2 separate regions of the Homo sapiens genome follow, and region 2 is linked to region 1. Evidence: read pairs that join two places in POLR2A ChIA-PET (ENCODE). Cell type or tissue: PC-9. All regions are shown on one strand. Each heading gives the region's core, and the rest is flanking DNA. Links, peaks and the distances in the headings are about the cores only.

Region 1 (5,379 bases), core at 104-5,103:
ATGGCGAAACCCCGTCTCCACCAAAAATACAAAAATTAGCCGGGCGTGGTGGCAGGTGCCTGTAATCCCAGCTACTCCAGAGGCTGAGACATGAGAGTCGCTTGAACCCATGAGGCAGAGGTTGCAGTGAGCCGAGATCGTGCCACTGCACTCCATGTGTTAACTGACTGTTTATGTTATCAGTAAGGCTTTCAATCAACAGTAGGCTATTACTACCAAAGTTCAGAGAAATAAAAGTTATATGTGGAGTTTCAACTGCACAGGGGTTGGTGCCCCTAACCCCTTCGCTGTTCAAGGGTCAGCTGTAGTCACCCAGTACAACACTAGAACTTATTCTTCCTATCTAGCTAAATTTTGTAGCCTTTAGCCAACCTCTCTCTATCCCTTCTCACCTCTTGAGGAGCCCCCATAATATTCTCCGTAATGGCTCTACTCATTTACATTTGGTTTGGCGTTTTTCACAGAAGACAAAAATGTTCCAAAATCAGACTGTGATGATGGCTGCACAAACCTATGAGTATCCTAAAAAATAATGAATTGTGTATTTTCAATGGATTATGGTATGTGAGTTGTATCTCAATAAAGCTGCTTTTAAAAATGAGGTTTCTGCTGTTAGTCCCACTGTTCAGATTAAGAAGTTGAGATTTAGTAAGATTAGGTAATTGCTTGTTTAGCTAGAGGAGATAAAAACCCAAGCTGTCTTGACTCTTAAGTCTATATGCTTAAATTAACCACCATGCTCTTCTGCATTCCTTAGAAAGGGACCCCACTTATCAAGCATCACATCCTGATATATCATAGGAGCATATATTGTGATATATGCTCCTATGTTCAAGTCTTAAATGCCAGTGACCTTCCGAATTCCAACTACAGCTATAAAGACTTGACCTATTTATGTTACCCCAGAAGGCTAGGAGAGTCGAAAGCTGAAAGGAATAGTACCAAAGAGACAGAGGGGGAAAAAGTGCTCAAGAGCTTCTACTTAGGCCAGGGCGCAGTGGCTCACGCCTGTAATTCCAGCACTTTGAGAGGCCAAGGCGGGCAGATCACCTGAGGCCAGGAGTTCGAGACCAGCCTGGCCAGCATGGTGAAACCCTGTCTCTACTAAAAATGCAAAAAATTAGCCAGACGTGGTGGCGTGCACCTGTAGTCCCAGCTACTCAGAAGGCTGAGGCAGGAGAATCGCCTGAACCTGCCAAGGCCGAGGCTGCAGTGAGCCGAGATCACACCACTGCATTCCAGCCTGTGCAACAAGTGCGAAACTCCGTCTCAAAAAAAAAGAAAACCAAAAACTAAGCACACCTCATCTCTGGGGCATTTGAAATACCCAGGTCCAGGCTGCCATGCCTGACAGGAAAAGAGGAGAAAACCAAATGACAGTATGAATAAAAATGAAATGATAGTTGAAGGTGGGAGGGAGAAGTGATGAGACAGGATAAGCAGATGGTACAAGGTGGGGTTGACTCTATACAAAATTTATTTGCCCTGACTCTCAAATCTCCCTTCCTGTGTGTCGCTTCAGCTTCTCTTCTACCTTATGTTTACACCAAGTCAAGGGCTTTCAATACTCTCATACTGACCCAGAGTTGTTCAAAGCCAGGTGCTGTAGCCTCTCCATTCAGAGCATTGCTCCCCGTCAAGGTGCCATGAGCCCCAAAATATTTTTCCTCTTCTTAAAGTCCCACTTCTCTCAGACCATCTTAGCTCTTAGGTAAGGGTGAAGGTAGGTGGTGGGGGCAGCAAGTAAATTAAACTAGCATTAAACCACTTGATTAAAGAATATGTTGCAAATGGCCTCCCCCTAATAAGCATATAAACAAATGTTTACCTTCACTCACAAAGAAATACAAACCCAAAACAAGACAAATTTCATATATCAAATTGGCAATATAGTTTTTTAAAGTCCAATGTTGGTAAATACATGTCACAGGCATTCTCATACGCTGCTGGTCAATGTAAACTATTACAACGTAGTACTACTCAACAGGAGTCAGAAAAAATAAATTATGTTATAATAAAATATTCTTATTATTTCTTAATTATGTTGATCTGTATGTGCCAGTATGAAAAGAGCTTGTGACTTAACTAAGGAAAAAAGTAAATCACAGTTAAAAAATAAAACAGTAGGCCGGACGTGGTGGCTCATGCCTGTAATCTCAGCACTTTGGGAGGCCGAGGCGGGCGGATCACGAGGTCAGGAGTTTGAGACCAGCCTGGCCAACACAGTCTCTACTAAAAATACAAAAATTATCTGGGCATGGTGGCACACGCCTGTAGTCCCAGTTACTCAGGAGGCTGAGGAAGGAGAATCACTTGAACCCAGGAGGTGGAGGTTGTGGTGAGCCAAGATTGCCCCACTGCACTCCAGTCTGGGCAACGGAGCGAGACTCCATCTCAAAAAATAATAATAATAATAAAATAAATAAATAAAATAGTAAATTACAGTACAACAGTATAACAATACTCTTTGTACAATTTTTTTTAAAGTAAACTTTTAAGAAACTGTTAACAGTGGATTACCTGTGGGGGGAGGAAAAAAGTAACATTTTTTACTCTATCATTAAATTTTTTTTTTTTTTACCATATACCTGTATAACTTTTAACTTAAAATACACAATTCTTTAGGTACTCTATTCCCCTAATAGAGTACTTAAGGCCTGCAACTCTCACCCCTGCAATTTGCCCAGCATCTTGCCCCTGCAACTTGCCCCTGCAACTCTCACCCCCACACCCAACCCAAAGCATCCCATATCTGAAAGCTAACTGAAACTACCTGGTAGAACTTCAGCTACTAAATAATATTTTGGAGATATGGAGCTTTCCTTTAAAATATCTTCAATTACTTCCCTAAAATCACCTCTGAGGAGAAAGAATCCTATCTTACCTAAGGAAACACAAAATCTCATTTCTTTTCAGGTCCCTAACCATCCTCTTCTAGAGAAAGACAATGGTCTTGGTTATAAGAGCCCCTCCTTCTCCTTATGGGATCTAATCTTGGCTAATTTCACTCTCCCACATAAAAAGAGCAACCTCAACTGCCACTGAAAAGGAAGGAGGGCCTGCTCCTTCGGAACTAAGTAACAGCAGAGATCCTACTCTCTGGTCTGTCTCAGCTCTCATCACCTTGCTGTGGATGGCCAACCACTACTCTGCACTTCTATAGGACAGGGTGTCTTCAGTCCTGTTTAGTGCATCATCCCTGGTACTGTATGTATATGGAAGTTTTGTACCTGTTCATTTTAATTGAATCAGGTAATTATCCGTCAAAAAAGAGAATGGCAGGCTAGTGGAATACTTTTAGTCCTTAAAAAGATGCCTCAAAATAGTTTCTTACTTTAATCAGTCTTTCCCCCAAGCCTGTTAGCTTTTATGTTTTACATAGCTAAACCAAGTATTTTTAATTACTACTTATTATTAATGTCTAATTATTAGAACACAATGATTATACTTTTTAAACCTCAAAGGCTTTAAGATTTGAACAAATAAATTTTATTCATCTAAGTTTTATTATCATGATTTTTTCACTGTGCACGATCACTCATGCCAGCTAAAACAATTACAGTCTCAACACAGCAAATTTATTCTTAATTCTGAACTAATTAATGAGAAAGGATTCTAAAACCTTTTTCAAGTAATGGGGGAAATGGTTAGAATCAAGTGGTTGTAACAGAACAGTGTGAGGAAAGGGCTTCTTACCTCTACTCTCCAAGGAGTCAGAATTGCGAACCATTTGGCAGCTTCTTAAAAAGTAAATACACTCTCAGAGAAACTACTGGGCTTGTTTTTAAACTAAGTATTTTTGGAATCTTTAACATTCCCGAACAGGAATACGAAAACCAAGTAAAACGCCTATTGTAACTAGAAGTGACAGATGACTTGTGTAGCAAACTGAGTTTAAAAATGAAAAAATACACGCATACTCATGCACGCACTATATCTTGTAACAAAACAAAGGTCAATACTAACTTTCCCAAATTACTCTTAGAAGTTTCACAAAGAATAAATAAATGCCATGTCAAGTAATGTTACATAAAGAAAGACGGCTCCCGGAGACAGAGACCTACAAGAGGCTATCTTCTGAGACAACCTAAATGGACTGAATCCTAAACAGAAATTATTAAAAACCAGACGCTGAAACAGACGGCTAACCACAAAACTTTATTCTTGGTTAAATGAATAAAAAGGTGAGAAGGGGATGGAGGGTAATGTACTACCCTGAATTTTTATTAATAAATATTGCTAAATCCTGAATAGAACAAAAAAAGACAATGGGGAAACTTCTAAGCTTCCAGGATATCTTAAGGGCTGCCCCAGTTCCACCACATGAATATGACTGTGACCTCAGATAAATCAATGAAATTAAAATCTGAACCTAATTTCTCATGTATAAGTGAGTTGGAGATCATCCTTAAGTTTTCTTGTTGCTCTTTAACACTAACAGAGGAAACACAAATGTATTCTTTTCCAATATACGTTATATACAGTCCATGTCATTCAAGAGTCCGTATGCCAAATCATACTGAGCACTCCTGTTAGTTCTAAGGCAGTCTCTAAATTTCCCAAGAGGTAAAGCAGAAAGAATACAGCTTCCCGAAATATTCCTTCCCCACAAAGTTTTGGGTATTTTCTACCATTGCACCCCTCTCCAGGGCAAGCCCTGCCTAATACAGAGTATCACTTTATCTTAGGCCTAACAAATTATTGATAAAGCCTACTGCTCAAAATGTTACTTCGTTAAACAAAGCTGCAGAACAATTTAAACAACTTTCATCCAACAGCCAACTCGGTAGAATCTTATTACAAATAAGCTTAATACAAACATCTCCTAACAACAATCACTATCATCACCACATCTCTCTCTAATATGGGGAGAGGGGAGAGACATAACACGAGAGAACAAAGCCTACAAGAGTAACAAAAGCTGCTGTAAAAGAAAAGTTAATATAGGGAAAATCAGCCTTAACCGAAACAAGGAGAAAAGAAAAAAAGAAAAAAGGCCAAGACAAACACTACCTTCCCATTTAAAATATACCTTTAAGTAAACGCCAGCTGAGAAGAGAACAATTTTTAAAACCATCAGAAAAAGGAGGAAAAAGTCACTATTTTGGTAATTTTTATAAAGTCTAAAGTGCATCTTGTTAGACATATTTGTAAATGTATATTAAGTACAAATTTTATTTATAAGGAATAATGTTCTTAAGATGTGTTTTTACAGTTAAGTTTCTGAGACTAAATCTATCTTCACATAAAAGTTCCCATGTAATTTTCACCTACATATTCAGCACTACAAATTTTAATTAGGTTTTCTGCTATCACCATGAGATACAAGATTAATTGTTGCACGAACTGACCTGCATACACCATTGAATACTCATTTTA
Region 2 (5,379 bases), core at 261-5,260, 530 kb before region 1:
GGTCTCGAACTCCTGACCTCAGGTGATCCACCCGCCTCGGCCTCCCTAAGTGCTGGGATTACAGGCATGAGCCACTGTGCCCAGCTGAGTCCTTGCTTTTTCATAGCTAGGTTTTTAGGTGAAAGACAACAGAAAGAAGACAGGAAAACTAGACCAAGGGGACACTCATCACTCGCCTTTTATCTTCAAAAGGAAATGAGAGATCACATACAAGAGAGATGCTTATAAAATGAACTCTGCATTGCTGATGGCCATTCTCCCCTTTCTCAAGAGGGTGGCTGGGCTGAGCTTTAACAGTAGATGACAGCAGGACCTGTTATGCCATTTGTGGGACCAGTGAAAAGAGAAAATGTGGGATCACTTGTTCATAAATCATTGAGAATTTCAAAACCAAGACAGCAGAGCATTAAACTAAGTGTGTGAGACCCTGTGTGATGGCCCAGGCTGCCCGTCCATGGGTGACAGACACAAAAGTGAAGGAAAAACATTATGCCCTCCTGGGATCTTCCTCATAACGAAGCTGAGGGAGCTGGGGCTGTTGCCTGCCCATCCACTGTGATCAGAAGGATGAGCAACAGGGCAGGTATGGTGGCTCACACTTAAAATCCCAACACTTTGGGAGGCCGAGGTGGGCAGATCACTTGAGGTCAGGAGTTCAGGGCCAGCCTGGCCAACATGGTGAAACACCATCTCTGCTAAAAATACAAAAATTAGGCTGGGTGCAGTGGCTCACGCCTGTAATCCCAGTACTTTGGGAGGCCGAAGCTGGTGAATCACCTGAGGTCAAGAGTTCTAGACCAGCCTGGCCAACATGGTAAAACCCTGTCACTACTAAAAATACAAAAGTTAGCTGGGCATGGTGGCAGGTGCCTGTAATCCCAGCTACTCAGGGGGCTGAGGCAGGAGAATTGCTTGAACCCAGGAGGCAGAGGTTGCAGTGAGCTGAGATCGTGCCATCGCACTCCAACCTGGGGGATAAGAGCGAGACTTTATCTCAAAAAAAAAAAAAAAATTAGCTGGGCGTGGTGGTGCACACCTGTAATCCTAGCTACTTGGGAGGCTGTGGCAGAAGAATCACTTGAATCCAGGAGATGGAGGTTGTGGTTGAGCTGAGATCATGCTACTGCACTCCAGCACTCCAGCCCTGATAGACAGAGTGAGACTCTGTCTCAAAAAAAAAAAAAAAAAAGGATGAACAACAGGTTTCTTCTCCATTTTTTATGTGGAAAACTATCTCTTGTCAAAAATTCAGATCAAATCCTTGCTTTGGAAACTTTTTTTTTTTTTTTTTGAGGTGGAGTCTGGCTCTGTTGCCCAGGCTAGAGTGCAGTGGCACAATCTCAGCTCACTGCAACCTCTGCCTCCCAGGTTCAAGAGATTCTCCCACCTCAGCCTTCCAAGTAGCTGGGATTCCAGGCACCCACCACCACTCCTGGCTAATTTTTGTATTTTTTAGTAGAGACGAGGTTTTGCCATGTTGGCCAGGCTGGTCTCAAACTCCTGACCTCAGACAATCCAACCACCTCGGCCTCCCAAAGTGCTGGGATTACAGGTGTGAGCCACTGTGCTCGGCCAAAACTTTCTGAAGAAGAAATGATTATTGGAAACCACTCGTTGCCGTCACAGTGTTTTTCTATGAGGATCGAGAGGGGAAGCTCTTCTTCTGGTCTCAGGATCTCTCTATGCCTTAGAAAGACCATCTTCTACTCACTGTGCCCAGTGGCTTTCCACAGCAACCACTAGAAGCCCCATCCCAAAATGGCTTAAATGACAGGAAATTCATGGTCTCACAAAACACAAACAAAAAGTCAGGAAATAGGCCAGCCATGGCGGCTCACACCTGTAATGCCAGCACTTTGGGAGGCCAAGGTGGGTGGATCACTTGAGGTCAGGAGTTCGAGACCAGCCTGGCCAATGTGGCGAAATCCTGTCTCTACTAAAAAATGTAAAAAGTAGCTGGAAGTGGTGGCAGGTGCCTGTAATCCCAGCTACTTAGTAGGCTGAGACAGGAGAATCACTTGAATGCGCCACTGCACTCCAGCCTGGGTGACAGAGCAAGACTCCGTCTCAAAAAAAAAAAAAGTCAGGAAATAGAACGGTTCCAGGGTTAGCTCAATCATCAGCTCATCAATAGCTTTGAAGAGAGGTTCTTTCCATCTTTCCCTTTGGCCATCTTCAGCTACTATAACTGGAATCTGATTTGAGACCACCTTTTCTTTATTAGGTTTATGAAAGAAAATTTTCCTGCTGTACTTCCAACAAAAATCCACAGAAACCAAAATATATATATACGTCTATATTTCCCATGTCCCCTAGAAGACAAGGCCAGGGCAGGAAGGTTATTGTCAGACTTCGAGGCAGCACAATAAATCCCTGACTACCCTCTGGACATCCTAAGATCTCAGTCAGAAAAAGCAGCTCAGAGCCCACAGCTGGAGAGCTGCAGACATGTCTAAAATAATTAAAATAACAATATTTGCTGAAACGAGAAAGAAATTTGGAAACCAAACAATACAAAGATAGCATCTCTGGGATGTGTGTGTGCACGCACATGACTGTGTGCCCAGAAACAGCCCGCAAGACACGGTGGACAAAAGAGGAACGTGCTCGACAATTTAAACAGAAACACTGTCTGCTTTATTCTTTTTGTAGATCCTGATCAACATTTCTCTGCTGTTAAAAAAGTAGGAATTCTTCTCAAATGGAATAATACCTGCTCATATGAGGATAAATATTTGTGAGTCACACTGAAGTATTTACCTTCAGGGCATCTCGATTATGAGAACTCTCGTACAGCACAGCCAGCCCTGTGGTGTGCACAGTCCTGGGCCTCCTTCCAAAATCAGAAAAGCAGAAGATGTAAACAAATCGGAGATGGATCTCACCCCAATAATCACTCACCTGACATCTTGAATTTTTTTCTCTTTTGACAGTACATGCTTTCTTTCCATGCCCTTTGATGAAATTTGGAGTTGTTGCCAGTTGAAGGAAGATAAATATTGTCTGGATTCTTTGTGGCGAATCATCTAAGTATGGCAAAACTGTGCATTTTCTAGACATTCCAAACTTTAAGAATAAAAAAGAAAGTAACTCATATTTTAAGTGACAATATTATCAGCCTGAATATCCTGATGTGTGGGATTAGAGCGATAAACCTTGGAATGCAAAGAAATATTACTAAGAATTCTGTTTTTATGGCCACAAAAAGTAGCAGTGTATAATTTCCCCTGTGATCCATTCGGCTGACATATACAAAAACCTGAGTATGCTCTAATGGCTTGGAATCCTTCCCCTGCTGTTACCACAATTTAAAAGAATGAGGACTGCTCTCCATTTGTTGCAGCAATCAGGAAAGCCTTTGTCACATACCCGAACTTGGGTGGAGGCCGGCCTGGCACACAGAGTGATCAGTAAGACGACCTGTATTAGGCTTTCCTCCAGGTATAGGGGGGATGAGCAGTGGCTGACACTAGTGGCCACTGTCTACCTGACCAGCCACTCAGGAAGGTTCTACCTTGCTTTGCAGAAGTGGGCCAACCCATGAGCCACTGGGGAATGAGAGCTGTGAAAATTGAGGGTTGAAGCAAATCAACTCCCTATAGGCATTTAAAAAATAGCAGACATATTATTTCACTATAAGCCAGGGTGCCCAGGAAAGTTCAGTTCCTTTTTGAATAGCGGGTAAGTCCAGCACAGAAAGTTCCTCTAGAGGGCCTAGAGCTTAACCTGCCCCACCATTGCAGGATCTTCATTCTTGCCGGGCTCTGCTCTGCCTCACTCATTCTCATTAGGGCCACTCTGTCCTTGATGCCTTAATGCTCCATTTATTCATCAAGTAGGGGAGGAGTCTAGACTCTAAGATGAAAAAGGCATGATATGACAATATCTTGAGGTCTGAAAAAAAAGCCACCCAGGAATCATTCTCACTAGAGCCATAGCTTACTGCATAAAAACAAACAGGTAGAAAAGTAAGTGCCAAGAATTCCAAAGAAGAAAAAGTAAATAAATTCCTTAAATCAAAATATGTACTTATGATATTAGTCTGTTTCATGAACATATTCCCCATAAAACTCTCCCCTGCAGGGGCACTGGATATGGCTGTTTATCTGGGATTCTTTCATCCACGACCCACATTGTTTTCACCAAACCTCCCATTGACCAGACGTTCTCAAAATCCCCATGGCAATGTAAACCCTAAAGGGCAGGGAATTTTATCTGTTCTGCTCACTAATGACACCTAGGAACTCTAAGCATGCCTGATACACAGTGGTTACTTAATCACTACTTGTTGAATAAATGAATAAAATAATAATAACATCTGCAGTGTGATAAGATGTAACAGGTCGCAAAGCACATGCACATCTATTTCCTCACTTACTCTCCACAGTAATCCTGTGAGGTGGGGTTTTATTCTTATCTTCATTTCATAGGAGAGGAAGACAGTGTTCGGGTACTGCCTAAAGTAGCTATACTAGTAGTTCAGCATGTACTAATTGGGAGGCAATTCCAGCTCATCCAGTTCCCTTCCCATGCTTCCTCCTCCTCCTCACAACCAAGTGTGGCCTGGCTGACACATCCCTATGGCTTTGTTTCAGGTGGGTCTTTTTCGCAAATCAGGAGTGAAGTCTCGAATCCATGCCCTTCGCCAAATGAATGAAAACTTCCCTGAGAACGTCAACTATGAAGACCAGTCTGCTTATGATGTGGCGGATATGGTGAAACAGTTCTTCCGGGACCTCCCTGAGCCTCTTTTCACCAACAAGCTCAGTGAGACCTTTCTCCATATCTATCAGTGTAAGTGGAAATAATGAGATTGGTGTTCTCGTGGGCATCCTTCCACTTTAATGAAAATAATTCCCTATAGATTGAGTTTTAATTATACGAATAATACATCAATCCATAAAGATGTATGTAATCCTGCTCTCCTCTACGGAAGTAACTTTTGCTCAAAGTTTGATATGGAAATCCACAAGCCATTTTTTTATGCATTTGAAAATACCTTTTTGACATCAAAATATTCCTTCTCAAAAGAGTTTTGTGTATGATCTAAAACAAACTTTCAATACATTTACAAAAATTTAAAATGAAAAAGGGACACAATAGAAGTTGTTTTATATATAGGTATTTATTAAAACTTATTCAATTTTTTAAAAAAGTAAGCATTTCTTTGGGATATAGGAAATTCAAAGTGACATGAATTAAAATGACAGGAAATAAAAACAAATGTATTTTAGCACAAAGTATCTTCATTGGTGAAAAGTAAGCAAACCAAATCAAGTCTTAAGCTTAAATAAACTTATTTATATTTTCACTTGGATTTTTTTTAATAATGTTAAGTTCTCAGCAAAGCCTGTATAATTAAAATAATCCCTGAAAATA

The links. Peaks named below come from ENCODE experiments on the same cell type or tissue, not always from the same donor. Only the 100,000 strongest peaks of a DNase experiment are listed, where the experiment ranks them.
Region 2: POLR2A ChIA-PET joins it to region 1 with 8 read pairs; 2 of 35 experiments call an interaction of 5 or more read pairs at or near these places.

What each region holds. Positions count from the first base shown.
Region 1 is chr13:32,588,164-32,593,542 of GRCh38, reverse strand. All of the region lies in intron 1 of PDS5B (PDS5 cohesin associated factor B), which reads right to left. Among named protein-coding and RNA genes, the nearest start is that of PDS5B, 4.4 kb to the right of the region's middle. In PC-9, for the core only: no CTCF peak of the experiment used is centred there; no DNase peak of the experiment used is centred there; H3K4me3 peaks cover 1,571 bases; H3K27ac peaks cover 810 bases.
Region 2 is chr13:33,117,480-33,122,858 of GRCh38, reverse strand. It overlaps STARD13 (StAR related lipid transfer domain containing 13), which reads left to right. Exons shown (of 14, transcript NM_178006.4): 8 at 4,596-4,794. Among named protein-coding and RNA genes, the nearest start is that of KL, 100 kb to the right of the region's middle. In PC-9, for the core only: no CTCF peak of the experiment used is centred there; DNase peaks (open chromatin) are centred at 2,748 and 3,348; H3K4me3 peaks cover 896 bases; H3K27ac peaks cover 4,092 bases.